Regions from separate parts of the Homo sapiens genome. Here region 2 is linked to region 1. Evidence: read pairs that join two places in POLR2A ChIA-PET (ENCODE). Cell type or tissue: Caco-2. All regions are shown on one strand. Links, peaks and the distances in the headings refer to the core of each region. The heading gives the core; the rest is flanking DNA. Region 1 overlaps LOC105375336 (a long non-coding RNA gene). Region 2 holds the start of SNORA15B-2 (small nucleolar RNA, H/ACA box 15B-2).

What was found. Peaks named below come from ENCODE experiments on the same cell type or tissue, not always from the same donor. Only the 100,000 strongest peaks of a DNase experiment are listed, where the experiment ranks them.
Region 2: POLR2A ChIA-PET joins it to region 1 with 10 read pairs; 2 of 35 experiments call an interaction of 5 or more read pairs at or near these places.

What each region holds. Positions count from the first base shown.
Region 1 is chr7:65,997,366-66,013,867 of GRCh38, forward strand. All of the region lies in intron 4 of LOC105375336 (a long non-coding RNA gene), which reads right to left. Among named protein-coding and RNA genes, the nearest start is that of GUSB, 23 kb to the left of the region's middle. In Caco-2, for the core only: no CTCF peak of the experiment used is centred there; a DNase peak (open chromatin) is centred at 7,996.
Region 2 is chr7:65,752,584-65,769,085 of GRCh38, forward strand. LINC03006 (long intergenic non-protein coding RNA 3006) reads right to left here. Exons shown (of 8, transcript NR_038378.4): 2 at 10,348-10,434. It overlaps SNORA15B-2 (small nucleolar RNA, H/ACA box 15B-2), which reads left to right and starts at 7,469; the gene lies at 7,469-7,603. It overlaps SNORA22 (small nucleolar RNA, H/ACA box 22), which reads left to right and starts at 2,943; the gene lies at 2,943-3,076. It also overlaps the pseudogene CCT6P1. In Caco-2, for the core only: no CTCF peak of the experiment used is centred there; a DNase peak (open chromatin) is centred at 8,928.

The sequences.
Region 1 (16,502 bases), core at 4,193-12,192:
TCCACCCGCCTCAGCCTCCGAAAGTGCTGGGATTACAGGCATGAGCCACCCACCCGGTCCCTTTTTTTTTCTTTGAGACAGAGTCTTGCTCTGTCGCCCAGGCTGGATTGCAGTGACTCGATCTCGGCTCACTGCAACGTCCGCCTCCTGAGTAGCTGGGATTACAAGAGTGCGCCACCATGCTCGGCTAATTTTTGTAATTTTAGTAGAGATGGGGTTTCCTCATTTTGGCCACGCCGGTCTCTAACTCCTGACCTCGTGATCCGTCCACCTCAGCCTCCCCAACTGCTGGAATTACAGCCGCTGCAGTTCAATGGCACGATCTTGGCTCACTGCAAACTCCGCCTCTCGGGTTCAAGCGATTCTCCTGCCTCAGCCTCCCAAGTAGCTGGGATTACAGGTGTCCATCACCAGGCCCGCCGAATTTTTGTATTTTTAGTAGAGACAGGGTTTCGCCATGTTGGCCAGGCTGGTCTTGAACTCCTGACCTCAAATGATCCTCCCGCCTTGGCCTCCCAAAGTGCTGGGATTCCAGGCATGAGCACTTTTAACATGCTGGGGAAAATGATGTCTGGACCGTGCAACTTGGTGTTGTGTTACTGTCATTCTTCTATTTACTGATCGCCTATGACTTGATTTACTCTACAGAATCTTGTTAGAACAGATCATTCTGGGCTCTGTGTCAGACAATATAGTGATAACCATGTAAACAATATATACTGATAGAACCAAAAATTTTGATGTAAGTACAAATTATGGTATAATTGGGAGGGGGATAGGGAAGTGAAAGTCTACCAAATCACAGTCTAGTTTAGCATACAGTGCTAGATGATCCAAAAATAATAAGTGGCCAGGCCTGGTGGCTCATGCCTGTAATCCCAGCACTTTGGGAGGCTGAGGTGGGAGGACCACTTGAGCCCAGGAGTTCGAGACCAGCCTGGCCAACGTAGTGAGACCTCATCTCTACAAAAAAAATTTAAAAATTAAAAAATATGAATAAAAATAATAAGGCATTTTTGTGAAAAGAAATTTATGGGTAAATATTGAGAGAAACCACTAAAATGAGTTGCTTCTAAGGAGGATACCTCAGGGGTCAGAAGAATGCTGCTTTTTGTTCCAAGTCTTGTAGCACTATCTGATTTTTTTAAACTATATATAACTGTAATAACATTAAAAATAATGAAAACAAAACAGCAACTTACCAAATAAGTTTACAAATCTTCCACTAAGTTCCTCCGAACATCTTATATGCACCCTTCTAAGCCTCGCAAATGTTTCTCCCACCTTTTTAGACTTTCCAAGGTTCATTCTTCCTTTTTAATGGTCAGGAGTTTGAGACCAGCCTGGCCACCATGGTGAAACCCCACCTCTACTAAAAATGCAAAAAAATTAGCTGGAGGTAGTGGCAGGCACCTGTAATCCCAGCTACTCAGGAGGCTGAGGCAGGAGAATCCCTTGAACCCGGGAGGCAGAGGTTGTAGTGAGCAAAGATTGCACCACTGCACTCCAGCCTGGGCAACAAGAGCGAAACTCTGTCTCAAAAATAAATAAATAAATAAGGATAATTTTAAGATTATTGTTTTAAAGAATAAATTTGATATTCTTAAAAGTGGCAAAAGCAAGATAATTGCATATTTATGGTAACAAAAGTTTAAATAACAAAGAAAAAAGCAAATGATTTCCAAAATATCTATAACGAATCAGTAAATAAAGGTAATCAAAAATTTAACTTACTTAAGGCTGGGCCCGGTGGCTTGTGCCTGTAATCCCAGGACTTTGGGAGGCCAGGGTGGGTGGATCACTTGAGGTCTAAAAAATTCAAAAAATTAGCCAGGTATGGTGGAACATGCCTGTGGTCCCAGCTACTCGGGAGACTGAGGCAAAAGAATCACTTGAATCCAGGAGATAGAGGTTGCAGTGAGCCGAGATCGCGTCATTGCATTCCAGCCTGGGCAACAGGGTGAGACTCTGTCTCAAAGAATAAATATAAAAATAAATAAAAGAACTAAAAGTAACTCTCAAGGGATGAGTATGTAGCGGTGAAGATGAAACAAGAAAGGCATAATTATTAAAGCTGGGTAATGGGCACATGGGTTTTTTTGTTTTGTTTGGCCTGTTTGTTTTGTTTTTATTTGGCTTTTCTCTTTACCATAGCAAAACAATACATGGGGGTTTATTACACTTTTCTGCTCACTTAGTGTATATGCATTTGAAGTTTTTTAGTATAAAATAAATTAAAAAAAAAATTCACGCTGGTAATCCCAGCACTTGGGGAGGCCAAGGCAGGTGGATCTCCTGAACTCAGGAGTTCAAGACCAGCCTGGGCAACATGATGAAACCAGGCTCTGCCAAAAATACAAAAAATTAGCCCGGCATGGTGGTGGGCACCTGTAATCCCAGCTATCCAGGAGGCTGAGAAAGGAGAATTACTTGAACCCAGGAGGCAGAGGTTGCAGTGAGCCGAGAAAGTGTGACTACACTCTGGCCTGGGTGACAGAACGAGACTCTGTCACAAAAAATAAAAATAAAAATAAATAAAAGAACTAAAAGTAATTCTCAAGTGTTGAGTATGTAGAGGTGGAGATGAAACAAGAAAGGCATAATTATTGAAGCTGGGTGATGGGTACCTGGGATTTTTTGTATTTTTGTGTGTGTTTTGTTTTTATAATACCTTTTCTCTTTACCATAGCAAAATGATACATGGGTGTTTATTACACTCTTCTCTTCACTTTGTGTATATGCATTTGAAGTTTTCTATTACATAGTAAACTTTTTTTTTTTAAAGAAGCAATATTTAGCCAGCCACAGTAACTCACACCTGTAATCCCAGCATTTGGGGAGGCCAAGACAGGTGGATCACCAGAGCTCAGGAGCTCGAGACCAGCCTGGGAAACATGGTGAAACCCTATCTCTACTAAAAATATAAAAATTAGCCAGGCATGGTGGTGGACGCCTGTGGTCCCAGCTACTTGAGAGGCTGAGGAGGGAAGATTGCTTGAGACTGGGAGGTGGAGGTTGCAATGAGCGCAGATCGCACCACTGCACTCCAACATGATTGACAGAGTGAGACCCCATCTCAAAAAAAAAAAAAAAAAAGCAACATTCTGGCTTACAATATTAGAAAGTCAAAAGATAATATTTAGGGCTGGATGCAGTGGCTCACACCTGTAATCCTAGCACTTTGGGAGGCCGAGACGGACTGATGACCTGAGGTCAGGAGTTCGAGACCAGCCTGGCCAACATGATGAAACCCCATCCATACTGAAAATACAAAAATTAGCTGGGCATGGTGGCAGGTGCTAGTAATCCCAGCTACTCAAAAGGCTGAGGCAGGAGAATCACTTGAACCCAGGAGGCAAAGGTTGCATTGAGCTGAGATCATGCCACAGCACTCCAGCCTGGGCGACACAGTGAGACTGTCTCAAAAAGGAAAAAAAAAGAAATAGCAATGTAAACATATTATTTAGAAATGTGGAGCTAAATAACAGTGAAAACAGTTAACAGACATCAAAGTGGATGCCTCTGGGATGAGAACTGACTTGGGGAGGGCTGGAGGAGGGAACATCTCTGTATTAGAAGGCTTTGATTTTATTTTATTTTGAAACCTTATGCATGTATAACTTTGATAATATATTCATTTGTGGATTGCCACATTGTTTTCGAGGAAAATACCCATGTGTTCTTACATGAATAATCAGGCATAGACCAGTGCTTTGAATATATAAAAATTCTGTTTAGCCATGATAATTTTGGCAGTATGCCATTTATTTCTGTTGCCAAAGGCAGTGATTTAAATTGGAATTCCTGCCTGGGATGAGTAGGGCTAAGAGGTTTGATTACATATAGTTTCCCCATCTGTACTCTGGCCTCCAGCAGTTTGTTCTTTATGCAGCAGCGAAGAGTGATCATAAATAAGCTTATCTCACTCTCCAGTTTGAAAGCTACTAAACGTCTTTCATAGCAATTAGAATAAAATTCAAACTCTTCGGCATGGCCTACACACAAGGCCCTAAATAATGTAAATGATTGGACTCGCTCCCAGTTCTCCTGTCACTCTCCTCAATCACCATGCCCCAGCCTCAGTGGCCTTCCTTGGCACACCCACAGCTCATTCCTACCTCAAGGCCTTTGACTTGCCATTGCTCATGAGACCGATTGCTTACCATCACTCAGGATCTCATTCAAAACTTCATTCCTGGAAAAGGTCCTTCCCGATCATCAAGCTAGAGGAGCTTGCTGCACCCCTTCTCTGCCCACAGCTATGGATCTCCAAGTGTGGGCTTCAGACCAGAAGCGTCAGTGTTGCCTGCAAGCATTTCATTTTGTGTTGTGTTTTCTCTGGAAATGCAGAGTCTTAGGCCCCACCACAGACCCACTGAAGGAAAAGCTGCATTTTAACCAGACCCCAAAGTGATTGTGCTTTAAAAATTTCAGAAGCACTGATCTAGAGTTTCCCCTTCTAATTTTCCTGTGTATCTGTTACAAGGTGTGTCCATTGCTGCAGGTAATCTGGAATGTGTTTACATGTTTATTGTTTCTCTTCCCTAAATAGAATTTAAGGTCCACAAGGGCAGCACCTCGTCTGGCTCGTTCACTTCTGGATCCCCGGCACGTAGCGTCAGTGCACACAGTACATGCTCAATAAGTATTTAGATGAGTGAAAGAATAAATGAATATAATGGAAATTATTTTATGTTCTTTGAAATGTATAACTGAAGGCTGGGTGTCATAGCTCGGCCTGTAATCCCAGCACTTTGGGAGGTCAAGGTGGGGGGATTGCTTGAGTCCAGTATTTCGAGACCAGTCTTGGCACATGGGAAAGCCCCAACTCTACAAAAAATACAAAAAAAAAAGGATTGTATAATTGTACAATAAAATTTCATGGCGGCTGGGCGCGGTGGTTCACGCCTGTAATCCTAGCACTTTGGGAGGCCAAGTTGGGCAGATCACAAGGTCAGGAGATTGAGACCATCCTGGCTAACATGGTGAAACCCTGTCTCTACTAAAAAAAATACAAAAAATTAGCCGGGCGTGGTGGTGGGTGCCTGTAGTCCCAGCTACTCTGGAGACTGAGGCAGGAGAATGGCATGAACCCGGGAGGCGGAGCTTGCAGTGAGCTGAGACCGTCCACTGCACTCTAGCCTGGGTGACAGAGCGAGACTCCGTCTCAAAAAAAAAAAAAATCTTCATGGCTTTCACTTGTTTGTAAAATCGGGGTGATTTTTCTCTCCCAACATCACTGTTACACAGGGGTTTCATTCTGTATCTTGGGCATCGAGTGCCATTAAACTATTGTGGTCCGTGGAGAATCACTTATTTATCCTTGTTTTGGGGCAGTTTGTCTTCAGAACCAAAGTTTAGATTTTGTTTAGAGTGTTTCTCTACTGACTTAACACCATAACTGGTTATTTATTTTTTAGCATTTAAGAAGCACTCTCGTTCAAGCCAGAGTTAACATTATCTTTAAAGGTTTTGTTATTCACAATGAATGTTAGCTTGTTATTTGTATCAAGTTTTATCAAATCAGTATTAACAATTTAAAAAAGAAAATCAGGTTTTAAAAATATTAAGTCATATCCAAGATTTAAAGTTAAATTGCAAATAAAAACTGATAGGGCATATAATGTATCCGGTTTTTTACTTCTGAGATAGGATTCTAGGAAAGACCTACAGTTTCTGATATCGTCCTGCATTTTTTTTTTGAAGTGGAGTTTTGCTCTTGTTGCCCAGGCTGGAGTGCAGTGGTGCAGTCTCGGCTCACTGCAACCTCTGCCTCCTGGGTTCAAGCGATTCTCCTGCCTCAGCCTCCCAAGTAGCTGGGATTACAGGCACGCACTACCATGTTGGGCTAATTTTTCGTATTTTGAGTAGAGACAAGGGTTTCACCATGTTGGCCAGCCTGGTCTCAAACTCTTGACCACGTGATCTGCTCACCTCGGCCTCCCAAGGTGCTGGGATTACAGGAGTGAGCCACGGGCCCAGTCCTACATTTAAAAAATACATTCCCAGTATATTTCTTAATGCATATCCTGGTGAAATTTGTGAAGAAACAACTTTTCAATCTATATTCTTTGAGTGAATAAATAGCACCCCTTACATCTATGGCTTTTAACTGGTGGCAGTTGTTTCCCAGTGGACGTTTGGCAATGGCTGTGACTGCATTTTTGGTAGTCACACCTGGGGTGGAGGAGTACTGGCAGCATCTAGTTGGGGGAGCCCCGGGGTACTGTTATGTAATGCACAGAACACCCCACAGCACAAAGAATTATCTAGCCCAAAATGTCAGTAGTCCACTGTTAAGAGACAGTGGACAACTGTCTCCTTCTGCATAGAGAAGTCTCCTTCTGCAAATACTAATGCCATTGGAAAACGAATACTTTGCCCTACCTTCTGGAGAAGAGAATATATAGAAATTGGCAACTGAGAGATTCAGATGGGTATACTGGCACCTTTAGATATGTTCATTTTAGATGATTATTTCTAATCAGAAATCTAGTGACTGGCCTCCCTCTCTTTGGGGCAAATCACTCTCTCAACACAGGACATTTAAGACATTTCACAACTTAGTTGATTTTAGAATTGGATAACGTTCTCAAATAATGATACATTTTTTAAAATAGGGAAATTCAAATATAGGGTTACTGGTTTTCCTTATTTTACAGATGGGGTCGAGGATTTGGTCTTTTGGGTTCCATTTTTGGAAAGGATGGTGTATTAAACCAGCCAAACAGTGTCTTTGGACTTATATTTTATATACTACAGTTATTACTTGGTAAGTATTTATCAATACAAAAATAAGTTTGTTATATTCCGTTTAGTACTTTGTGTCTTTGCCCTGAAGTGTCTTGATGTTAAATAAAAGCATGTGTTATTTATAGAACCACTAGCGTGTACAACATTTTTGTGTTTTGAAAACTTGATTCACCAATATTTTTATTATATTAATGTTGACTTTATGTCAATTACTGTTTAATCATGGAGAGCAGTATCTCATGATGTCCAGAAAAACCAGTCCCATTCCAGGAAATTATCACTCCCATCTTCCCTGTAAACATTTTTCCTTATTTTATAGACTCTGTAGCCTTGAAAAATATCATATATTAAGGGGACATTAACAAGAAACCATATTCATAATCCCATCACCTTTATATATCCACTATTTCCACAGTCTTCTGCTTTAAAAAATAATTTGGGGGCTGGGTGCGGTGGCTGATGCCTGTAATCCCAGCACTTTGGGAGGCTGAGGTGGGTGGATCACGTGAGGTTGGGAGTTCAAGACCAGCCTGACCAACATAAAACCCATCTCTACTAAAAATACTGAAAGGGTGGCCTGCCCCTCCACACCTGTGAGTATTTCTCATCAAGTGGGACAAGAGACTGAGAAAAGAAATAAGACACAGAGACAAAGTATAGAGAAAAAAAAGTAGGCCCAGGGGACTGGTGTTCAGCATATGGAGGACCTACACCAGCACCAGTCTCTGAGTTTTCTTAGTATTTATTACTATTTTTACTATTTTAGTGAGAGGAATGTGGCAGGAGAGCAGGGTGATAGTGGAGCGAAGGTCAGCAAGAAAATGTGAGTAAAGGAATCTGTGTCACAAATAAGTTTAAGGGAAGGTACTATGTCTGGATGTGTACATAGGCCAGATTTATGCTTTTTTCCACTCAAACATCTCAGTGGAGTAAAGAATAACAAAGCAGCATTGCTGCCAACATGTCTCGCCTCCCACCACAGGGCAGTTTTTCTCCTATCTCAGAATCGAACAAATGTACAATCGGGTTTTATACCAAGACATTCCCTTCCCAGGGGCAGGCAGGAGACAGAGGCCTTCCTCTTATTTCAACTGCTAGAGGCCTTCCTCTTTTACTAATCCTCCAGGGCACAGACCCTTCACGGGTGTCAGGCTGGGGGATGGTCAGGTCTTTCCCATCCCATGAGGCCATATTTCAGACTATCACATGGGCAGAAACCTTGGACAATACCGGGCTTTCCAGGGCAGAGGTCCCTGCGGCTTTCCGCAGTGCATTGTGCCCCTGGTTTATTGAGATGGGAGAATGGCGATGACTCTTACCAAGTATACTGCCTGTAAACATTTTGTTAACAAGGCACATCCTGCACAGCCCTAGATCCCTTAAACCTTGATTCCATACAACACATGTTTTTGTGAGCACAAGGTTGGGGCAAAGTTACAGATTAACAGCATATCAGGGCAAAGCAATTGTTCAGGGTACAGGTCAAAACGGAGTTTCTTATGTCTTCCTTTTCTACATAGACACAGTAACAGTCTGATCTCTCTTTCTTTTCCCTTCATATCCCCCTTTTCTTTTTGACAAAACCGCCATAGTCATTATGGCCTGTTTTTGTTGGTCGTTGTCTTTTTGGAGCTGTTAGATACACCTGTAAACTAACAACAGACAGAACAGGCATGCAAGGATTAATACAAATTTACAATAGTGGAACTTTTGATAGTTTTAACCCAAGTGACGAGGTTAAGATTTGTGAGGCCATCAACAGCTTTTACAATTGTCTTAGTTTTTGGTACCAAATTTAAATGGGCTTTTGATGCCTTAAAAATTTGGTTTTTTAATTTTGAAATATTTAAAGTAAGATTATTTTTTCTGTTTTGTAGATGGCGTTTAACCATGTCCCATTGATGTTCAGAGTCATTATAGGCTCGGGGTGTAATACAAAAATCTGACGTATTTCAGTCACACTGTAACTGAAAAAGATATTTCAAGCTCATGGAGCCTATCTCTCATTTAAATGACAGTTTGTCTAAGATTATTAATTTGGTTTGCCAATTTTGGATCTATTTGGGTCTGAGAATTGCACAATTTTGAGGAATTCTTTTGCCAATTATTTACATATTTAGCAGTTTGAATAGAAGAGTGTAAAGCAATTCCAGCAGCCGCAGCAGTAGCTGTGACTGCAATAAGACCCATAATCACATAATTAAAGTAAAAATGAATCTTTTGGATCTAGTTAGAACTTTTTTTAATACTTTTGTTAAAATACGGACAGATGGGGAAGACTCTCATGGTCGGTCTATGGACACAGGGATCCACATGCCCTCTCTTGCCCTCACTAGCAGAATATGGTGCTGCCAATTAAAAGTTGAATCAATGCAAGTAAACAATCTACAATTTTCACAGGTTATAGTTTGGGAATCTGGTTTAATAACTGTGTTTTTTACAACTAGTATATAAGGGGGTTTTACACAACTTTGTAAAGGAATTGTTAAATTGGAATTTAGGTTGATAGTATAATATGGCTTACGACTTTTTGGTTTTATAGCTTGATTTCCAGACCAAATTTTAACGTGGTGCAAAGCCACAGTAAGTTTTTATAATTTTGGATGTTTAGGACTAGTAACAGGACGAACTAACTTTGGTTGAGGTGATGAAATTCTCTTTTTACCCCATTTTTATGGATAGGGTGATTTAAACCTTTATAAAACCTGGTCTTGCCTTTTAGTTAAATCACTAATAGAGGCTGGATGAATGGGCCAGATGGATGGGGCCTGTGAACATGAGTGAGTCTGGCCTGTACAATTATAATATAATTGGCCTCGAGGGGCCCAGTTTATAATAGTTTCCAATTTATTGTTTTGTAATACCACAGCAGTATCAGTCACACATTTTTTCCAAACTAAGACTTTTGGGCCTTTTGATTTTTTGGGAATTTCTTGGGGCAAGGCTTCCCCTTACGCCTAAATTTTAATGATCTTTGATAAGAAGAGTCCTGTAAATTATTTATCTGTGGCTCCAGTGACATTTCACTTACCATGTGATAAGTAAATCTACTGGTGGCACTGACAGTAGGTACTTCTACCCACCAAATTTGGGTTGTAGGCGTTAAGCATCCTGGTGCCTTTTCTAGGCAAATAGGGGGATAATAATACCCAATGGAAATATTTATTATTATTTCTTTTTTTTTTTTTGATTGGGCACGGCAACGATCATCTGTGGGGCCTGGTACCCACGCACTATTATTAACATATTCTTTAATAGGATTATTTATCCATGTGACTGCCCAAATTAAGGACAGGAAAGGCACATAGGCCCAGTAAGTATAATTAGCTGCAGCTGTTTCTGCAGACATGAGGAGACTTACCACCGTTGATACAATTATCAAAGCTGTAACCAGTATATTTTCTAGAGTTTGTATTACCCTTGTTTTTTTAGGCTTTTTTTAGCTAACTGTGTCAGCTTCTTTAGTGGACCCCAGGTCGGCAGCTCCGCTTTTTTGGTGGATGACAGCTTTATCTGTTTTTTTGATATTACCATTTTGTTTACTTGGGGAGTCGATGATGCTTGATTGTGGGTTTTTTGTTTTTGCAGAGGCGCTTTTTTTGCATCTTCGATGGGTTTATTGTAGAACTTTAAATGTCTAGTGGGTATTCAAACAGGAAGCTGATTTTTTTCTGGTGAAACACAAGTAGTCCCAACTACGGAAGGCAGAGGACAAGGGGGGTGAGGCAGGAGGATCACTTTAGCCTAGGAGTTGGTGGCTGAAGTGAGCTATGATCGCACCACTGCACTCCAGATTGGGTGACAGAGCCACATCCTATCTCTAAAACTAAAAAATTAAAACATACAAAATCATCTTGTTTGGTCATCTCTTAGAAATGGATGAATTCCTTTTCGAGATGAAGATTTAATGTTTCCCAGATTTCACCTATTATCTTAGTAAACAAAACGGGGACTTAAAGAGGCAGGAGTTAATAAACAGAAATACAGGTACAGTGCCTCTGCCCTGAAAGCACTTAACCCAGCTGGAGAAAAAAGACAAATACATGCAAATTTTCACAACAAAAGATCTGAGTGACAGATATAGTGATCATCTGCCTCAAAGAAAGACACAGCTCATTGCTGAAAGGGTGGCCGAACAGTGTGGACCCTGAAAGACTACAGAACTTCAGAGGAGATCAAATGACTGCAGTGACCACCCCTGTGCAGGCGACAACTTCTACATTTCTCTCTCAATTTGACCCTGGAGCTGCAGATCCATCTTTCCAATCAGCTCAGTAAGTATTTACTGCGTTAAAGAGCTTCTGGAGTGAAAACATGAAGAAGCCATGACTCCTGCAGCCATGTGTTGGGGGAAGCAGAACACTTACCCACTCTCCCTGAGCCTCAATTTCCTCATCTGTGAAATAGGAATGATAACAGTACTTACTATCTTATGAGAGGATTAAGAGGGATGAAAATCTTCCCAGAGGCTGCAGCTACCATTTATTGCTTGCTTTCCATGTGCAAGTACATTGAATCCTCAGATTTCACTGACACTGAGATAGCAAATAACTTGTCCACAGTTGCAAAGCTAGTAAATGGCAGAAAAGCTCCTGTTCTTGGCCATCTGCTTCTACTGTACATGTGATAATGGATCGAAAGTGTCATAATGCCATCTGTCCCACGATAGTTTCTCCATAAATGGCAGTCATTATTAGGGCAGTTCTAGTCAATTTCTACTGCTTGTAGAATGTTTACTCCCCCAAATGTTTACTCTAGACTCAAGAAAGGAGACTCCACAGAGATGACCCTTGCACTAGACCCTGAAGGCTTTTCAACACAAAAGGGATGGAAGGGACAGACAGCCAGGGCAGGAACAACACAAAGACATGCCCAGAGGAAAGAAAGCTCCCGGAGTTTCAGGAAACAGCTAGAGAGGGGTAGGACATGGGGTGAAAAAGTCATCTGGGACAAGATCGAAAGGGCCCTGACTATCAAGAGGCTGGGTGTGACTTGGTCAATATAGGAGAACAACCAAGGAAGAGGGGCATGTTCTGGCTGGTGCTGGCAGCGATTCTGGAAGACCCAAGAAAATGGAGGCAGACAGTGAGGAACGCACTGTAACACCCTCTGGGTGAGCAAGAGTAAGGTTATGAAGTTGGCCAGCAGCGGCAGGCATGCCAGTAAGTGTCTAAACAGGTGAAATGCTTCCCGTTACCCTCAGGTAAAGTCAACAGGACCTGTGTAGATTGTGTCGGGGGAGGAGGAGTGAAGGAACAGATAGTTAAGGTTAGGTTGTTTAGAAAAAAATACATTATTTAGGCCGGGCACGGTGGCTTACACCTGTAATGCTAGCACTTTGGGAGGAGGTCAGGAGATCGAGACTATCCTGGCTAACACGGTGAAACCCCGTCTCTACCAAAAATACAAAAACTTAGCCAGGTGTGGTGGTGGATGCCTGTAGTCCCAGCTACTCGGGAGGCTGGGGTAGGAGAATTGTATGAACCTGGGAGGTGGAGCTTGCAGTGAGCCGAGATTGCACCACTGCACTTCAGCCTGGGTGACAGAGCGAGATTCCGTCTCAAAAAAAAAAAATTATTTAAAATGAAATTTGAGTTTGCAGTACCTTTATACCTCTGAAGACGTTTCTGTCAAAAGTGTGTCTTAAAAAAAAAAAGCGTGTCTAGTTTGAGGCCTAATTTGGTCTAGAACTAAAGAAAAAAACCAGCACTAGATTTAATTGCAAGGAGTTATATGAAACTGTGGAGTGGATATTATGCTCCAAAAACCAACTGTGGAGTGAGTGAAGACCAGGACAGAACACCATAAAGTGCCTCCATTTAAGAGGCCAGGAGAAGCCAGGCCTCCCCTGGGATTATAGGCACATGCCACCATGCCCAGCCAATTTTTATATTTTTTTAGTAGAGACGGGGTTTCACCATGTTGGCCAGAATGGTCTCGATCTCCTGACCTCGTGATCCACCTGCCATGGCCTCCCAAAGTGCTGGGGTTACAGGCATGAGCCACCGCGCCCGGGGTTAACCAAACCTCTTCTTTTTTTTTGAGATGGAGTCTTGCTCTGTTGCCCAGAGTGGAGTGCAGTGGCGTGATCTCGGCCCACTGCAACCTCCGCCTCCGAGGTTCAAGCAATTCTTCTGCCTCAGCCTCCTGAGTAGCTGGGACTACAGGGGTGTGCCACCATGCCTGGCTAAGTTTTTGTATTTTTAGTAGAGACAGGGTTTCACCGTGTTAGCCAGGATGGTCTTGCTCTCCTGACATTGTGATCCACCCACCCTGGCCTCCCAAAGTGCTGGGATTACAGGCGTGAGCCACCGCACCCGGCCACCTCTTTCATTGTCTCTACTTTCTCCCCTTGCTTCTCAACTCCCTGCACCCTAGCTCTTGCCCAAGCGATCACCAAAAGTGTTCTTCCTTCAAGGGCCTGGTGCCTCCACATGGACAAATCCAGCGGTTGCTCCTCGGTCCTACTCCATCTGACACTGCTGATCATTCCCTCCTTAAAACTGCCTGCCCTCGGGGCTTCCATGACATCTTCTCTTTCAATTCTTTTCTGATATTTCCGACTCTCCCTTCTTCATCTCCTTCTGGATTTTCTCTTCTCCCACGAGGCTCTGGCACTCTCATGGTGCTGACTTTCATCCTCTGACCCTCCTACTGACGTCCTCACCCAGGCCTCACAATGTCAGCTACCACTACAAGCTATAACCAAGAAGTCCATGCTTTCTGGAGACAGAGAGAGGAGAAGGACCAGAGAGCAGCAGACCAGAGGTGGGGATGGGCAGTGGGGTGGGTGAGGTGGGGGAAGTGTGCGTGGTTAATGGGTATGAAAAATAGAAAGAATGAATAAGGTCTAGTATTTGATAATCCAACAGGGTTACTATGGTCAGCAATAATTTCATTATACATTTAAAAATAACTACAAAAGTATAACTGGATATGTTTATAAGACAAAGGATAAATGCTTGAGGTGATGGCCACCCCATTTACCCTACTGTGATTATTACACATTGTATGCCTGTATTGTAATATCCCATATACTGGCCAGGCGCAGTGGCTCACGCCTATAATCCCAGCACTTTGGGAGGCTGAGGCGGGCGGATCACTAGGTCAGGAGATCGAGACCATCCTGGCTAACATGGTGAAACCCTGTCTCTACTAAAAATACAAAAAAATTATCTGGGCGTGGTGGTGGGTGCCTGCAGTCCCAGCTACTCGGGAATTTGAGGCAGGAGAATGGCTTGAACCTGGGAGAGAGAGGTTGCAATGAGCTGAGATACGCACCACTGCACTCCAGCCTGGGCAACAGAGCAAGACTCCGTCTCAAAATAAAAAAAGGAATATCCCATATACCCAAAATATATACACCTATCATGTACTCAGAAAAATTTAAAAATTAAAAAACAGCCATGTCCTCATGCCATGTGACCTGAGCTTCACACATTTGTGGCCGACTGCCTGCTAGATTTCTCCACCTTGACATCTCTGACATGCCATGAACTTAACACGCCCCAGAGTGACCCTACAGCCTTCCCAACAAACCAGCTCTTCCCATTGTACTTCTCTTCTCGGTGAAGTGCCAGGCACCCAGGCCAGAAATCTGAGGGTCCTCCTTGACTCCTCCTTCACCCACTGCACATATTCAGTCACCAAGTATCAATGATTACACTTCTTTCAGGACATCTAGGCTAGGCGTGGTGACTCATGCCTGTAATCCCAGCACTTTGGGAGGCAGAGGCAGGCGGATCATTTGAGGTCAGGAATTTGAGACCAGCCTGGCCAACATGGTGAAACCCTGTCTCCACTAAAAATATAAAAATTAGCCGGGCATAGTGGTGGGCGCCTGTAGTCCTAGCTACTCGGAAGGCTAAAGCAAGAGAATCTTTTGAACGCGGGAAGAGGAGATTGCAGCGAGCGAGATCGCGCCACTGCACTCCAGCTTGGGCAACAGAGCAAGACTCCAACTCAAAAAAAAAAAAAAAAAATGCTGGGCTTGGTGGCTCACGCCTGTAATCCCAGCACTTTGGGAGGCCAAGGCGGGCGGATCATGAGGTCAGGAGATCGAGACCATCCTGGCTAACACGGTGAAACCCCGTCTCTACTAAAAAAATACAAAAAATTAGCCAGGCATGGTGGCGGGCACCTGTAGTCCCACCTACTCGGGAGGCAGAGGCAGGAGAATGGCATGAACCCGGGAGGTGGAGCTTGCAGTGAGCCAAGATCGTGCCACTGCACTCCAGCACTTCAGCCTGGGCGATAGAGCAAGACTCCGTCTCAAAAAAAAAAAAAAAAAAAAAAAAAAGATACCTATCCCTTCCTCACCATTTCTACAGCCCACTCCAACCTCTTGGTTAGAGGATGATGGCCTTCATCTTCAGTGGGCTGCCACTTTTTCAATCTATCTGCACTCATACAAATAAAGTCTCTTTTAAAAGACAGAAACATAGTCATCTCATTATCCTGCTTGTAATCCTCCCACTGTCCTCACAGGTTGTAGTCTGAACTTGAATTTCCTTAGTTCAGCCCCCAGAACCCTCTGAAATCTGGTCTTTGTCAGTCTCTATAGCTTTGTATGGCCCTACTTTGCACTCATATCCCAATTGACCCAAACTGCAAACACCCTACAGAAAAGCACGAGGCTACTTCCTGATCTCAGGCCCTACTTGGCACATGGTGTTTGCTGACACTTCAGTGTCTCTCCACCGTGTCCCTACCATAGCACCTCCACTGTGTTCATCTTTGTGTCCCCAACAACCAAGACAAAGCTGCCATGAGGTAAACGTAATCTGAAGCATACATGAGAGAAAGAGCTAGGGAAGCCCCGACTTGCAAAAGTTCATGGGAGAGAAAGGGGAAAACTCTGGGGAGATACGGGGCAGGACTCCACTCTCTGAAAGCAGCCAGGGTACCCGACTGCAGACACCAGGAAACCTACAACTCATCCGTCGACTCTGAGCTTTGCTGGTCCCAGAGGAACATATTCCAAATACGTTGTCAACTCCCAAGAATAATCTGTGCCCAGAAGAGTCCTTTTTAGGGATGCAAAGTTATTTATGACCCTATCTAAGCTGGGTCTTGAAGGCAAGTCCTCTTGCTATATTCCCGGCAGACCTAATCCCAACCCTAACACAGAGCTGTATACTTTAGGGAGGAGATGTCAGTATGAGAGCTGGGGCTACAAGCCAGGCTGCAGTTCTTTGGGAACTAGGTGCCTGAAGCAAAAACTAAAATGATTAAAGAGCCAAATGCTTCAGAGGAAGTAACATGCTGTAGAAAAAAATGACACAGAGCCAGGTGCGCGGTGGCTCACGTCTGTAATCCCAGCACTTTGGGAGGCCAAGGCGGGTGGATTCTTTGAGGTCAGGAGTTCAGGACTAGCCTGTCCAACATGGTGAAACTCCATTTCTACTAAAAAAAAAAAAAATTAGCCGGGCATGATGGCAGGCGCATGTAATCCCAGCTACTCAGGAGGCTGAGACAGGAGAATCACTTGAACTGGGGAGGCGGAGGTTGCAGTGAACCAAGATCACGCCATTGCACTCCAGCCTGGGCAACAAGAGCGAAACTCCACCTCGAAAAAAAGAAAAAATGACACAGGACATCGTATCACAGTGACTTGCAGTTGAGTCCCAACACTACTGCTTTGCTGAATAAGGTTATAAAGTCAAACAAAACATGGTTCCTACCCTACCCGCAAGGTCTCTCTGGTAGTGGAGGTATTTAAGCAAGTTAATAGAGCCCCAGCTTGTACT
Region 2 (16,502 bases), core at 4,787-12,786, 240 kb before region 1:
CAAAATGCATGAGGATGGTTTTTCTCTTTATGGGTTTTTTTTTTTTTTTTTTTTAAGACAGAATCTCACTCTGTCGCCCAGCCTGGAGTCCAGTGGTTCACTGCAACCTCCGCCTCCTGGGTTCAAGTGATTCTCCTGTCTCAGCCTCCCAAGTAGCTGGGATTACAGGCTTGCTCCACCATGCCCAGCTAATTTTTGTATTTTTTGTAGAGATGGTATTTCACCATGTTGGCCAGGCCGGTCTTGAACTCATGACTTCAGGTGATCCGCCTGAGTCAGCCTCCCAAAGTGCTGGGATTACCAGGCGTGAGCCACAGCATCTGGCCGGTTTTTCTCTTTTTAAAACAGCAATTTCTCTGTTATGTCTCATCTCCATCTCCAACTGGAGGGGAGAGAAATCTCTTTGCTTTAACATTTTTAAAGTCTTAGGGATGGAGAATATGAGATTATTGAAGGGAGTATGCGTTTTACTCATCCCTAAATTCCCAAAACTTAACAGTTCAAATCCAAGAAAGGGAAATGATTTCCTGCTGATTTGAGTTCAGAATAATCAGGGTTTTGCTAGTAGTATACCATGCTATCAACATCCAGATGAAATATCTTTAATAAAGACTTGCTAATCTAGGAGGTGTTTTTGTTTTTACTGGGTTCAGTGGTGGCTCGTGTTAGCAGAAAAGTGGAGCCACGGTTAAACTTGACGTCAGAATTGTTTTGGGGCCGGGTGCAGTGGCTCATTCTTGTAATCTCAGCACTTTGGAAGGCCGAGGTAGGTGGATCACTTGAGGCCAGGAGTTCACGATCAGCCCTGGCCAACATGGTGAAACTCCGTCTCTACTGAAAATACAAAAATTAGCCAGGCATGGTTCTGTACGCCTGTAGTCCCAGCTACTCCAGAGGCTGAGGCAGGAGAATCGATTGCTTGAACCTGGGAGGCTGAGGTTTCAGTGAGCCAAGATTGTGCCACTGCACTCTCCAGCCTAGGTGACAGAGTGAGACTGTCACCAAAAAAAAAAAAAAATTTATTTGGGTTTTAGTGTGTGAGAAATACAGCATAAGTAGAGAGAAGCACGTAGAACATTTACAATTTAGGAAATAATTATAAAGTGGACACACACAACCACTATTGTAGTTAAGAAATAAATTGTTGCTACCACCTCAGAAGTCCCCTCCCACTGGAACTTCTCTCCAATCTCCAGAAGTCTGTTTTTCAGTTTTCTTTGAAAAAATTACAAACCTACGAAAATAATGATTATATTGTGTGTGCCCTTTACCTAGATTCACCAATTGTTTACATGTTGCTCCATTTCTTTTCTATTTTTCCTCTGAATCATTTGAAGGTAAGCTGCAGACATGTCATTTTACCTTTAAAATACAATTTTTTTCCGCTTTTTTTTTTTTTTAAGAGATAGGATTTTGCCATGTAGCCCAGGCTGGTTTCGAATTCCTGAGTTCAAGGGATCCATCTGCTGTGGCCTCCCAAAGTGCTGGGATTACAGGCATGAGCTAACGCACCTGACCTTTCCTTTTAAATTACTTGGCCATTGCAGAGTAACAGTGGAGGCTGCTGAGCTTTCATTTTAGGAGATACCTGGCTTATTCTCGTAGAGCCCTACACTTGCCTAAAGAGGCAAGGATGTAAAATTATCCGTTACTGTTAACTGTTAGCTGTCATCTTGCGTAAACTTTCACTGAGCCTCAAGCTTCCTCATCTGTAAAGTAGAGATAACCTGGGAAATAAATTACACATGAAAATGTTTCCATCATTATAATTGCATGCGCATGATAGCAAATTGTGACTTTTTAATCTTAGTAATTTGTAGCCAAACACTTGGGTAGCTTTTTCAAGTAGATAGTACTTAAAGAGGCCCTTCATGCATTTTATTTGTGGTATTTTTAGACTGTTTCATATTGTTTTAAGTGATTCGTTCTTTTTCTACTTTCAGCAAATTCAACACCCAACAGCTTCCTTAATAGCAAAGGTAGCAACAGCCCAGGATGATATAACTGGTGATGGTACGACTTCCAATGTCCTAATCATTGGAGAGCTGCTGAAACAGGCAGATCTCTACATTTCTGAAGTATGCACAACTTTTTTTTGTTTTGTTTTTTTGAGATGGGATTTCACTCTTGTTGCCCAGGCTGGGGTGCAATGGCATCTCGGCTCACTGCAACGTCTGTCTCCTGGGTTCAAGCAATTCCCAGCCTCAGCCTCCTCAGTAGCTAGGATTACAGGCATGCGCCACCACGCCCGGCTAATTTTGTATTTGTCGCAGAGACGGGGTTTCTCCACGTTGGTCAGGCTGGTCTCCAACTCCTGACCTCAGGTGATCCACCCATCTTGGCCTCCCAAAGTGCTAGGATTAAAGGCGTGAGCCACCGCGCCCGGCACACAACTCTTGTTTCTGTAATATATTATTGTATATAGGACGTGTCAGATACTTATTTATACAAATTGATGTGTTAATACTAGCGGAGGCCATACAGTAGGATTAGGGGGCTTAAATCTGGGTCTTTGTCTTGGTCTAAAACAAATTTGTTGTGAGCTTGGACAGGTTATGGAACCTTTTTTGGCCTGAAAATAATTTTGTAATCAAGTTGAATTGCCTATGTGATTTGTATCTGTCTTTAGATTAATAATTGAGATTTTAAAATGGGATGTTTAGGACTAGGCATATTTATTTGTTAGGAAAGAGACAACCAAAAGCTTACATTTAGATAAATTCCACTTTTTTAGCCCTGACTAGTTCCAAGGTTTAAAACAAACCTCAGTGACTACGAATCTATTGTCAGAATTTTCGGGTAAAAGAGAGCAGATAGTCTTTATTTATTTTTATTAGTAAATGATGGAATTAGTTTGAGATTACCTATAGAAAAGATAGAATAATGCTACCATCTGTGAGTTGTTGGGACACAGTGTCGGTTTTGACATGATTCGGAGTGGTTTGCACAGTGAACACCCAAGTGTGCTTTATAGTTCCCTTGGCTTTGACCCTGTGCTAGAGCATTGCCTGCTCTTCTCCTCTGCATTAAAAGGAATATTTATCCTTTTAAATGTATTCAGAAAGCCAGCACATTATATTACCTCGTGTTCAAAGATAGGATGATCAGAGTATCCCTCCAAGAATTGTCTGAACTTTATCATGAACTATAGTTGCACCTAATTGAAGATGCAAGTGTTATTGTGTGTTTATTGTAGGGCCTTCATCCCAGAATAATCACTGAAGGATTTGAAGCTGTGAAGGAAAAGCCCTTCATTTTTTGGAAGAAGTCAAAGTAAGCAGAGAGATGGACAAGGAAACACTTAAAGATGTGGCCAGGGCATCTCTTTGTACTAAAGTTCATGCTGAACTTGCAGATGTCTTAACAGAGGTATGTATTAAATTTTGTCTGTGTCTGGTATGGTACACCTATGTAGAAAATCTCTGATAGTAGAAACATGAATATAATTACCAATTTCAATCACAAGGTGCTATGTAGGTTCATTTTTGTGGCAGTGATACCTAATCTGTGTCTCTAAAAAGTAAAATGAGGAAATTCAAATAATAGTATACCTAACCGGGTTTTAAAAGTAAAATTGGAGCTTTCATTAAAAGGTTTATAAAGTGGAGATTTTGTTATTAGAAAGCTTCCAGTTATCAGTATTTTTAATGAAACACCAGGAGGAATGTTAATGTTAAGGAATGTTAATGTTTGAGAATTACAGATTGAGATTTCAGAAATGTAACAGCTGTTCATATATAATGTATTCTATCTGCTTATAGAAAAATACAAATCAGTGTAGAGATTGTAAAATGAAGAAACTGTCTACTTTAGCCTTCTGAAAAGCAACATGTTTCTGCTGCTGCAAATTGAATTTACTTAATGGTTATCCTTCTCCTATTGCAGGCTGTAGTGGGCTCCATTTTGGCCATTAAAAGAAAAGATGAACCTATTGATCTCTTCATGATTTTGTGATCATTGACAAGAAACATAAATCTGAAACTGATACAAGGTAGGTGGTAGAAGACTATGAAATACTAATGGTCGGGCCTGGTGGCTCAGGCATGTAATCCCAGCACTTTGGGAAGCCGAGGTGGGTAGATCACCTGAGGTCAGGAGTTCGAGACCACCCTGGCCAACATGGGGAAACCCCGTCTCTACTAAAATTACAAAAATTAGCCAGGCATGGTGGCGGGCTCATGTAATCCCAGCTACTTGGGAGGCTGAGGCAGAAGAATTGCTTGAAACTGGGAGGCGGAGGTTGCAGTGAGCCAAGACCACACCATTGCACTCCAGCCTGGGTGATAAGAGCAAAACTCCATCTCAAAAAAAAAAAAAAAAGAAACTAATAAAGTGTGTTTTGAAATTTAGGGGTGCTTTGTACAATATATATTGTTGGCAAAATTTTTAATATATTTGGATATAAAATATTGTATATTTACCTGAAGATATCAGTTGGATAAATTGCTAGGTAAAGATATAAGTTGGATAAATTGCTAGGTGAAGATTGTTTTTACTTTTAGTAATATTTTCTCCTGAAATAAGGTGAATGTTATGTTGTATTTATGGGTAGAATTATTCCGAAAGGTGAACAACATCAGTCATTTGGCGTTTATTGAATTGCTAGGTACAAAGCATAATGAGAAGCAGTAGAGGAATTAAAAAAATTTTTTTTTCTAAAGACTTAGTTAGAAAACATGTATATGTTCATTTTTCCTTTCTTTTTATGGAGAATGGAGTCTCCTTATGTTGCATAGCCTGGTTTTGAATTCCTGGGATTAAGGTGTCCTCTCACCTCTGCCTCCCCAAGTGCTGGCATTACAGGCACTTGGCAGAAAACATGTTTTTAAAAGATATCATCACAGTTTGACAGCCTACCAGGGAGACTATCTCTGCAGACTTTTCTGTACAGCATAGGATCTTCAAGTAATTCAAGAAACAACGCTGACTGCATGAAAATTATCAGTGCCTTCTCAGTTCGGTGTTTAACGTACACCCATCTGGAAATCAATAACCATAATTTTGTGTATGTTTGAACAGCTTAATCAGAGGGCTTGTTTTGGACCATGGAGCATAGCATCTTGATAGGAAGAAAAGGGTGGAGGATGCATATATCCTCATTTGTAACGTGTCATTAGAATATGAAAAAACTTAAGTTTATAGCCCCTTAACTTAAATGGAGGAGCTTCGTGTTTTAGGTGAGTTACTTTTTTGTGAAACTTCGTTTCCCACTGTAAGGACAATAATCCTCAAATTGGTTTGGGAGAGTTATAGGAAACAGCCTCTGAAGATGTGCAAGGGGCAGGATTGGAGCTCAGTGAGCTGTTTGTTAAATCTTAGGACTAATCCAGTTTCAGAAGCTATTTTCTCAAAAAATAAATGTTTCCCTGCTTTCTGTAACTTTTTTTTTTTCTTAATAGAGAAGTGAATTCTGGCGTTTTTTACAAGAGTGCAGAAAGAGAAAAACTCATAAAAGCTGAAAGAAAATTCATTGAAGATAGAGTTAAAACAAATAATAGAACTGAAAAGGAAAGTCTGTAGTAATTCAGATAAAGGATTTGTTATTAATCAAAAGGTGAGAATGAAAATCCAGTGTATAAACTAAATAGTATGTATCATCCTTTTTACTTTTAAGGTGAAAGATGTTGAAACTAATTTTTATTTTTGTTATAGGGAATTGACCCCTTTTCCTTAGATGCTCTTTCAAAGAAGGCATAGTCGCTCTTCACAGAGCTAAAAGGAGGAATATGGAGAGGTATGAGTAGCAGATTTATCTGAGTAATTTGACTTTTACTTATTTTGCAAATGAATTGGGATTATTTTTCCTTATACTTTATTTTTGGGTTTTCAACTGTACAATTAATTGGCATTAACTATATTCGCATTATTTTGCACCCGTCAGCACTGTCCATCTCTAGGATTTTTTTTATCATCACAAACTGAAACTATACCCATTAAATAGTTACTCCCCATTTCTCATTCCCTCTATGCCCTTGTAAACATTATTTTACTTTTTGTCTCTGAATTCAGTATACTTTCTCCCAAAGAGCTCACCACAATAAAAGTTTTTTTAAAAATATTATTTTATTATTTTTTTGAGACAGTCTTGCTCTGTTGTACAGTGGCATGATCGTGGTTCATTGCAACTTCTACTTCCTGGGTTCTTGGGATTCTCGTGCCTCAGCCTCCCGAGTAGCTAGGATTACGGGTGTCTGCCACCATGCCCGTTGAATTGTTTCGTTTTCGTTTTGTTTTGGTAGAAATGGGGTTTTGCCATGTTGGCTAGGCTGGTCTCAAACTCCTGGCCTCAAGTGATCCACCCACCTCAGCCTCCCAAAGTGTTGGGATTACAGGCGTGAGCCACCATGCCTGGCCATTAAAGAGCTCTTGTCCATCTTTAGATTTGCTGACTTGGGGAGAGTGGTTTAAATGGAGGGTTAAAAGACTGGTTTTCAGTTGGTTGATGGCAAATGAAAAGGCTTAGGTTAAAGTACATTTTAAACTCTAATTTTGTGTGTAATTCTGAAAAATTCCTTCCTAGAAATTACTGGTCTTCTCTTTGAACTTCACTGGTAACATTGCTTATTCATTTCCCTTAAAATGCTATTTCAGGCTGACTCTTGCTTGTGGTGGGGTGGCCCTGAATTCTTTTGAGGACCTAAGTCCTGACTGCTTGAGACATGCAGGACTTGTATATGAGTATACATTGGTAAGTGTATTTTCTTCCTGAGGGTAATAGAACTTTTTAGCTCATGAATTATTTTTGTTTTGTTTGAGATGGGTTCTCACTCCTGCCCGGGCTGGAGTGCAGTGGTGTGATCACAGCTCACTGCAGCCTCATCTTCCTGGGCTCAAGTGATCCTCCTGCTTCAGGCTCCTGAGCAAATGGGACCACAGACATGTGCTACCATGCCTGGCTAAATTTTTTTTGTAATTTTTGTAGAAACAGGGTGGTATTGTGTTGCCCAGGCTGGTCTTAAACTCTCGGGCTCAGGCTGTCCTTCACCCTCAGCCTCCCAAAGTGCTGAGATTACAGGCATGAGCCACTGTGCCTGGTTCATGAAGTCTTTAGCAGAAAAATCAATTGAAATTCAGGATCAGATTTTTGTTTATATACATTTTGAAGGTTTATGTGTAGTAATGGGAAGCCATTTATATGTGATTTTTCAAAAAGATAATTTGGTTTGATGTGATCAAGTTTGTTCCTTATTAATATGCTGCTTGTCATTCTCTGTAAGTCCCTCTTCTCTCTTTGCACACATCGTGTTTTTGAAAATCATGTTTCTTCTACACAAAGGGAGAAGTTCACCTTTATTGAGAAGTGTAACAACCCTCGTTCTGTCACATTATTGATCAAAGGACCAAATAAGCCCACACTTAGATCAAAGATGCAGTAAGGGATGGCTTGAGGGCTGTCAAAAATGCTATTGATGATGGTAAGATCCTCACCATATTTCAATTCTATTAAATTGTTTTGCTGGTCTGAAAAGCATGGCTGAATACTGTGTTCTTTTATCAGTAGTTTACACAGCCAGACACCATGCAAAAGCAGTCTTCCCTTTAGAATGACTGATGGTATGCTAAGGTTTTTCATAGCATATCATTATTAAAGGTGAATACAAATAAATGAACTAATACTGATCTGTTGAAAGAGCTGCCAGTGGCCAGTGAAGCCATTCTGGTTGGACCATTCTCCTATTTGATATGTTAGTCGCTTGTATTGTGGCTTTCACATGCAGTACTTAAATTGATGTGGTCATAGTGAATTTGTAAGAAATTAATGGCTTTCATATGTATATTTTGTTATTCATAATTAGTTCTACAGTTTTCTTAGCATTTTTCTTTTTCCCCCATCCAACAGGCTGTGTGGTTCCGGTGCTGGTGCCGTGGAAGTGGCAATGGCAGAAGCCCTGAATAAATATAAGCTCAGTGTAAAGGGCAAGGCACAGCTTGGAGTCCAAGCATTTGCTGATGTGTTGCTCGTTATTCCCAAGGTGTGTATGCCTTAAACAGTCAATCTTCCAAAAGATTCAGCTGATCAAAACTTTTTGATAATGTAGGCTTTATTCATAATACGGATTTTGGATAAACGGGTTTGATCAGTTTTCTTCCTGACTATAAAACATCCAAACGTATTTGGTTTCTCTGGGAGGCCTGAATAGCTGACGTTTCAGATGGCAAGAGAGAACCTGTAGCTTAATATTTGCAGTATTAGGGGTTATACTTGAGTACCAACTTGCTTTTTGTTTTGGTTTTAGCTAAACTGATATCATTGTTTTTTATTATATACTAATTTTGAAGTATAGTTTATGACTGATGTATTGCTGCTGGGTTTGGGGTAGATGAGAGAGTTGATCAGTAACTTGTGTCTGGTTATTCTCTGAAGGGAACATAAATGTTCTGTCTTCATGCAATGAGATTCTTGTTTTGTTTTGTTTTGTTTTTAAGAATTTTGAGAGTTTTGCTCTTGTTGTCCAGGCTGGAGTGCAATGGTGTGATCTCGGCCCACTGCAACCTCAGCCTCCCCAGTAGCTGGGATTACAGGCACCTGCCACCACACTCAGCTAGGTTTCTTTTGTATTTGTAGTAGAGGTGGGGTTTCACCATGTTGGCCAGACTGGTCTCATACTCCTGGCCTCAGGCGATCCACCTGGCTTGGCCTCCCAAAGTGCTGGGATTACAGGCATGAGCCACTGCATCTGGCCGAGACTTTGTTTTGCTTTTTTTTTTTTTTTTTTTTTTTGAGATGCAGTCTCTTGTCGCCCAGGCTGGAGTGCAGTGGCGTGATCTCAGCTCACGACAACCTCCACCTCCCAGGTTCAAGCGATTCTCCTGCCTCAGTCTCCTGAGTGGCTGGGACTACAGGCACGTGCCACAATGCCCAGCTAATTTTTTGTATCTGTAGTAGAGACAGGGTTTCACCATGTTGGCCAGGATAGTCTCAATTTCTTGACCTTGTGATCCGCCTCAGCCTTTCAGAGTGCTGGGATTACAGGTGTGAGCCACTATGCCCGGCCCCTTTTTTTTTTTTTTTAAATATCAATTCTTCCTGTTTTCTCAGGAATTAAATTTGTTTACTTTAGGTTCTTGCGCAGAATTCTGGTTTTGACCTTCAGGAAACATTAGTTAAAATTTAAGCAGAACATTCAGAATCAGGTCAGCTCGTGGGTGTGGACCTGAACACAGGTAAGAGAATGCAACTGTTTGTAGAGGAAAAACTAGATGTAGTACATGTGAGTTGAAGCCAGGAAAGATTCAAAATGGGGACCAAAAAAAAAATCTTTTGCTTTGCAATTTGACACCAGTACTATTAGGGAAGTCTGGGTTCTAAAATGGGATAAAATAGGATATTAATAAAAAATGGAATGACTAGGTATAATAATTAAGGGAGTAGAGTAGACTGAGTAATTTTGGTATAGTTTTGTTGGAGATGTTGAGTGGTGGTAGATGGTTCAGATTAATGTTGAAGGATTTTCATATTGCATTTGCCTTAAACTCAGTTCTTTGTTTCTTTTTGTTTCTTTTTTTTTTTTTTTTTTTGAGACGGAGTCTTGCTCTGTTGCCCAGGCTGGAGTGCAGTGGCAAGATCTTGGCTCACTGCAACTGCTGCCTCCCAGGTTCACGCCATTCTCCTGCCTCAGCCTCCCGAGTAGCTGGGACTACAGGCACCTGCCACCACGCCTGGCTAATTTTTTGTATTTTTAGTTGAGATGGGGTTTCACCATGTTAGCCAGGATGGTCTCGATCTCCTGACCTCATGATCTGCCCGCCTCAGCCTCCCAAAATGCTGGGATTACAGGCGTGAAGCACCGCACCCGGCCACCTTACTCAGTTTTTAATCAAGTACTATGATAAGAAAATAGATTGGGTGATTATATTCATGGGTGAAAAACAGCTAAAGATAGCAAATAATGCCAGAAGAGGGGATCTAGAAATCTAATGAAATGGTGACAGCCCTGATCTTAGGCCCCTGTAACAAAACAACACAAATTAAGTACAAAGTAGGAGACAGATAACAGGTACATCCATGCAGTATGTGCAAGACCTATTGCTGTCAACATTATTATTTAATAAAAAAGATTTCTGGAATGAGGGAAATGATCAGTCCATTTTAGCCAGATTAGAGTTGCAGTGCTGTACTTTAGTATGGGTAAACAGAAATGTATCCAGAAGGAGAGAGGGGTGTTCAGGTCTTCTAAGTAGAAGTCAGACACTCCTCAAATATTGTGGACAGGGGTCATGGTTTAGAGTAGAAAATTGGGCTAACAGAGAAGCTTTGAATTCCCATAGTTAATACTGGAGGAAATGAGTCATCGGTGATAAGCAAAGCCACACACAATATTGTTGGTTCTTATTGACTGAATTTACTTTGGTTGCCTTTTAGGTGAGCCCGTGGTAGCAGCAGAAGCAGGCATTATGGGATAACGATTGTGTAAAGAAACAGCTTCTTCATTCCTGGTAAGTTTGGGAAAATGAAAACTAAACTGTTAGAGAATCATCATACTCTTCATTTGGTGTTTTCTGTTTAGTTGCTCATTTTCCCCCATGAATAATGTAATCAGCTGAAAGTATGGAAACCGAACTAGCCCTCTGATGTGTAGAGGGGAAGGGGGAAATTTAATTGGATGTTAACGTGTGCAGCTTAGTTGGAAGTGGGAAGTTGAGTCGAATTAGGGCTCCTAATCATCTGAGCTATCTAATTTTTATCCCCCTTTCAGCACTGGTTGCCACCAACATTCTCTTGGTTGATGAGATCATGCGAGCTGGAATCTTCTCTGAAAGGTTGAATTGAAGCTTCCTCTGTATCTGAGTCTTGAAGACTCTGCAAAGTGATCCTGAAGAATACAGCTGTGGAATTTTTGTCCAAGCTTCAAATGAGTTTCAAGGGAATTTTCCCATGTGAAAAAAGGAGAGAACACTGGCATCTGTTGAAATTCGGAAGTTCTGAAATTATAATCACAGTATTTTTTAAAAATTGCACTGAAGTGTACACAGATAAAGCAGGTCTTTCACCCAGTGAACAGGATGTTTTGCTTTAGCAGCAGTGACATAAAATTCCATGTTAAATAAGCATATATTACCTACCTTATTAAATATTCCTTGAAAAAGCAGATTTTAATGGTTTAATTTTATGTGGACATATGTTAAATTATTCAGCAGTACCCTATTGTTAAGCATCTGGTTTTAAAATTTTTATGCTAATATAAATAACGCTTAGTAATTTAAAATTTTGGAAGCATCCCGTTAGTGTAAATTTCTGAGTAAATTTATTGATCAGTTGGACTTTTCACGCTTTTGAAATAGCTTTGCTAAAATGCTCCCCCTACAAAGTTGTAGGAAATGGGAAGAGGAGTAAACTAGAGGCAAGGGAGTTGAGAGAGCTGGAAGGCATGGTGGCTAAGGGCTACGGTTATCAGGTGAAATTTGAGATTTGTAGGCTGACTATATTTTCAAGCTTCTGAACTTTTGCTTATGCAAAATATTCATCCCAAAGCCTCTAGCGTCATAGTTTCCTCACCCAAATTACTATGTTTCCACAAGATTTATATAGTTGGTCTATCTCTGCGGTCCTTGAAAGTGAAGTTGGTGTTACTAGGCTGTGGGTTTTGGGGGCTCAGCAGTGACCTGGAGTGTGCAAATAAATGTTAAGTTGAAACCTCCTTTGTGGTCTTGCAATGGTTTGACACACAGAAGCAATCTTAAAGGGAATGAAAGCTGTCCAAAGGTTCAAAAAGTAGTGAAGGGGCCTCTAGGGACCCTCAACCTGCTTTTCCTTACTTCCCTGGGCAGCCTTGCAGGTGGTATGGCCAGTCCTACACCTCGTGTCCGTCAGTTTCCCCCGCTGAACCGTTGGGTGAGGGGCGGTGGTGGAGCAGCATGCGCATGTGTGGAGGAGGCGACTGCCACCGTGGTGCGTGAGGGCGGATGAGCAGCGGGGCCGTGGGTGTGCGCGGCGTGGCGCGCCAGTCCTGATGCCAGCATGGGTTGTTCATCACCGCTGCTGTCCCTGCTGTCGCTCCTGGTTGGTGCGTGGCTCAAGCTAGGTCACTGAACCGCCGGCCACGCCGGAGGCGCTGGGAAAGGGGATGGGGCCCTCCGCCCTGGCGGGAGAGAGCCTGAGGCCCCTCTGCCCGCTTCCGGGATGCGCCTGCAGCCGCCGGCTGGGGAGGTCGCTCTCGGTGCGCAGGGTGCCTCACCGCCTTGTGCTTTCAACTTCTTGCTCTGGAATCTTTCAATCTTATAAAAGGGAAAGAGAGGCCGGGCGCGGTGGCTCATGCCTATAATCCCAGCACTTTGGGAGGCTGAGACGGGTGGATCACTTGAGGTTAGGAGTTGGAGACCAGCCTGGCCAACATGGTGAAACCCCGTCTCCACAAAAATACAAAAAATTAGCCGGGTGTGGTGGCGTAGGCCTGTAATCCCAGCTACTCAGGACGCTGAGGCAGAAGAATCCCTTGAAGCCAGGGGGCGGAGGCTGCAGTGAGCCGAGATTCTGCCACTGCACTCCAGCCTGGGAGATAGAGCGAGACTTCATCTCAAAAAAAAAAAAAAAGGGAAAGAGGAGAATGTAACGAGGAACGACCCCTGCCCTCACGTACTCGTGGGCCACCTTAAAGAGCTGCCAGTTTGTGGCCAGTCCTGCTCCTGTGGAATCGCACTCTCCCCGTCTCCTGGAGCCATTTTGAAGTGGGTCCAGACATAACCCATTTTATTCTAAACCTTCAGCTGGAATAGTCAAAAGAAGTCACGAAAAAATAATTACCCTTTCTCAACTAAAAAACTGGCAGTGCTGCTTAATAATATATCCAATCTGTTCAAATTCATCTATTATCCCATAAAGGGTTTTTAACGTTTGCTGGCTGAATTAGGGACAAAATAAAGCTCATACATTGCAATTGTATGTTATTTCTTAATTCCGATTCAATCTGATTATTTCCCTACTTACTCCTTTTATTTATTTGTTTTTTTGGTGGGGCGGGGGGGCAAGGTCTCACCGTGTTGCCCAGGCTGGAGTGCAGTGGTGCCATCATAGCTCACTGTGGCCTCAAGCAATCCCTGCCTCAGCTTCCCAAAGTGCTGGGATTACAGGCCTGAGACACCATGCCAGGATGATCCATTTTTTCCCCTTGGTGATATATTTGTTGAAGAAACTGAAAATAGGCCAGGCGCGGTGGCTCAAGCCTGTCATCCCAGCACTTTGAGAGGCCAAGGCGGGTGGACCACAAGGTCAGGAGTTCAAGACCAGCCTGGCCAATATGGTGAAACCCCATCTCTACTAAAAATACAAAAAATTAGCTGGGAGTGTTGGCACACACCTGTAGTCTTAGCTACTCAGGAGGCTGAGGCAGGAGAATCGCTTAAACCCAGGAGACAGAGGTTGCAGTGAGCCGAGATCATGCCACTGCACTCTGGCCTGGGCAACAGGGCAAGGCTCTGCCTAAAAAAAAAAAAAACAAAAAGAAAGAAAAAGAAAATGGATGAAATCAGTGTGAATGTGTCAGAATAAGAGAGCCAAAGACAGGATCTTGAGGAACATCAAAAGACCAGGACTCTGCCTTGAAAGAAGTTACAGTGCTTAGACATCCTTTCTTGGAAAGACACTGAAGTGGTGCATCAAGCTGAAGAAGTGTGGCCTACTGGAAACAGTACCGTAAAGAGACCCAAATCTAGTCCTGTCACCTACTAACCAGCTCTTTAAGTCATATTTATTTTTTGGGTCTTGGTTTCCTCCTGTGGAATAAGGAGTTTGAAGCACAGACCCTTTTTTATTTATTTTGAGACAGAGTCTCACTCTGTCCCCCAAGCTGGAGGGCAGTGGCACGATCTTGGCTCACTACAACCTCCGCCTCCCAGGTTCAAGTGATTCTCCTGCCTCAGCCTCCCAAGTAGCTGGGATTACTGGTGTGCACCATCATGCCTGGCTTTTTTTTTTTTTTTTTTTTTTTTTGAGATGGAGTCTCGCTCTGTTGCCCAGGCTGGAATGCAGTGGCACAATCTTAGCTCACTGCAAGCTCCACCTCCTGGGTTCATGCCATTCTCCTGCCTCAGCCTCCCGAGTAGCTGGGACTACGGGTGCCCGCCACCACGCCCAGCTAATTTTTTTGTAGTTTTTAGTAGAGACGGGGTTTCACCTTGTTAGCCAGGATGGTCTTGATCTCCTGACCTCGTGATCCGCCCACCTCGGCCTCCCAAAGTGCTGGGATTACAGGTGTGAGCCACCGCACCCAGCCTAATTTTTGTATTTTTAATAGAGACGGGGTTTCGCCATGTTGGCCAGGCTGGTCTCTAACTCTTGACCTCAGGTGATCTGCCCACCTCTGCCTCCCAAAGTGCTGGGATTCCAGACGTGAGCCACCATGCCTGGCCGGTCCTTTTTAATTCTATGATTTTTCTGAGGCATTCAAACAAGTCTAAAGGTGCTCATTTAACTATATGGCGATAATCATTGCGCATTTATGGCAGGGGCCAGGGATATACTGTCAAAAATATATATGTATTATATACTTCCCTTCTGGAGCATATAATGGTGAGAATCACCAAGAACTGATAAGAGTTCAGTAAATGGAGAGGAAGAGGCAGAGAAACAGCATGAGCAGAAGGATGGGTAGAAAGTGCTAGATGTATTTTAGGGTAGAGTGTCTAAATTCGCCTAGCTGGGGCAAGGGTTTGTGTAGAGGAAGAAAGAGGTAAGTGCAAATCTATCATGTGCGCAACATTTCACCCATGCTATTTTATTACTATCTTTTTATTTTTTATTTTTTGAGACAGGGTCTCACTCTGTCACCCAGGCTGGAGTGCAGTGACATGATCATAGCTCACCGCAACCTTGAACTCCTGGGCTCAAGCAATCCTCCTGCCTTAGCTTCTGCACCCTGTCTCTGAGCCATTGCACCTGGTTCCGTGTTACTTTAATTGATACAGCTACTACCTAAGAGATAGTGAGATATTATCCCCATTTTTCATACTTATTTTTCTTTTATGAACAAGCTACAGTTGTCCATAGGTATCCTCATTTTTCAGATGAAGAAACTGAATCTCAGCCGGGCGTGTTGGCTCACACCTGTAATTCCAGCACTTTGGGAGGCTGAGGTGGAAGGATCACTTGATCTCAGGAGTTTGAGACCAGCCTGGGCAACATAACAAAACCCCATCTCTACAAAAAATACAAAAATTAGCCAGGCGTGGTGGTGCACACTTGTGGTCCCAGCTACTCAGGAGGCTGAGGTGGGAGGATTGCTTGAGCCCACGGGGGCAGAGGCTGTAGTGAGCCAAGACTGCATGACTGCACTCCAGCCTGGGTGACAGAGTGAGATCCTGTCACAAAAAAAAAAAAGAAAAAAGAAAAGAAATTGAATCTCAGATTAAGAAATTTGCCTAAGGTTTCCCATCAAACTAAGTGGCAGAACAAGAATGTGAAGGCAAACAAAATGCAAAAGGAATTTAAAGCCAGATTTTTAAGCCTCCACATTTTTTGTTTTGTTTTGTCATACCATCATGAGTATTGCATACGATCCAAATATTACCACTTGTTTTATATATATGCATGTATTACCGATATCTCTCCTTTTTATCTGCAGGAAATGGACAGGCTACTAGCATGGTCCCACTGCCAGGTGGGAGATTCCTGATGGGAACAAATTCTCCAGATGGCAGAGATGGTGAAGGCCCTGTGTGGGAGGCGACAGTGAAACCCTATGCTATCGACACATTTCCTGTCACCAACAAAGATTTCAGGTACATCAGATGTTCTTCCAGGAGGAATGAAGGCCCTCTCTAATCTCATTCTTTTTTCCTTTCTTTTTTTTAGACTGAGTCTCACTCTGTCACCCAGGCGCTGGAGTGCAATGGCGCAATTTCGCTCACTGCAACCTCCGCCTCCCGGGTTCAAGTGACTCTCTTGCCTCAGCCTCCCAAGTAGCTGGGATTAGAGGCGCCTGCCACCACACCCACCTAATTTTTGTATTTTTAGTAGAGACGGGGTTTCACCATATTGGCCAGGCTGGTCTCAAACTCCTGACTTTGTGATCCACTTGCCTCGGCCTCCCAAAGTGTTGGGGTTACAGGTGTGAGCCACTGCGCCTGGCCTAATTCTTAACATTTAAAGGGAAACTAACTTTTTCACTGTCACGTGTCATCTTTGCAGTGTACTATGGGATAAGTGTTATCTACGTTATTCAGATGAAGAATCTGAAATCCAAACAAGTTTGACTGACTCTGTCAGTCAGTGGATGAGCTTGGCCTGGAACTGAAATCCCTGGGCTCTTGAGCCAGTCTGTGCATTTTCCATTACACTGGGCATAGCACTGAGAAATATAAGCAAATGCCAGTCACTCAACAGAACCCTCTTCTACATGCGGAAAGGGATTGGGAGAAGGGACATCATAGTAGAGAGTCCCTTAAATTCCCCTTATAGGCCAGGTGTGGTGGCTCACACCTGCAACGTGAGCTTCCTTTAGGAACCCGAGGCAGGATTGCTTGAGCTCAGGAGTCTAAGACCAGCCTGGCAACATAGGGAGACCCTA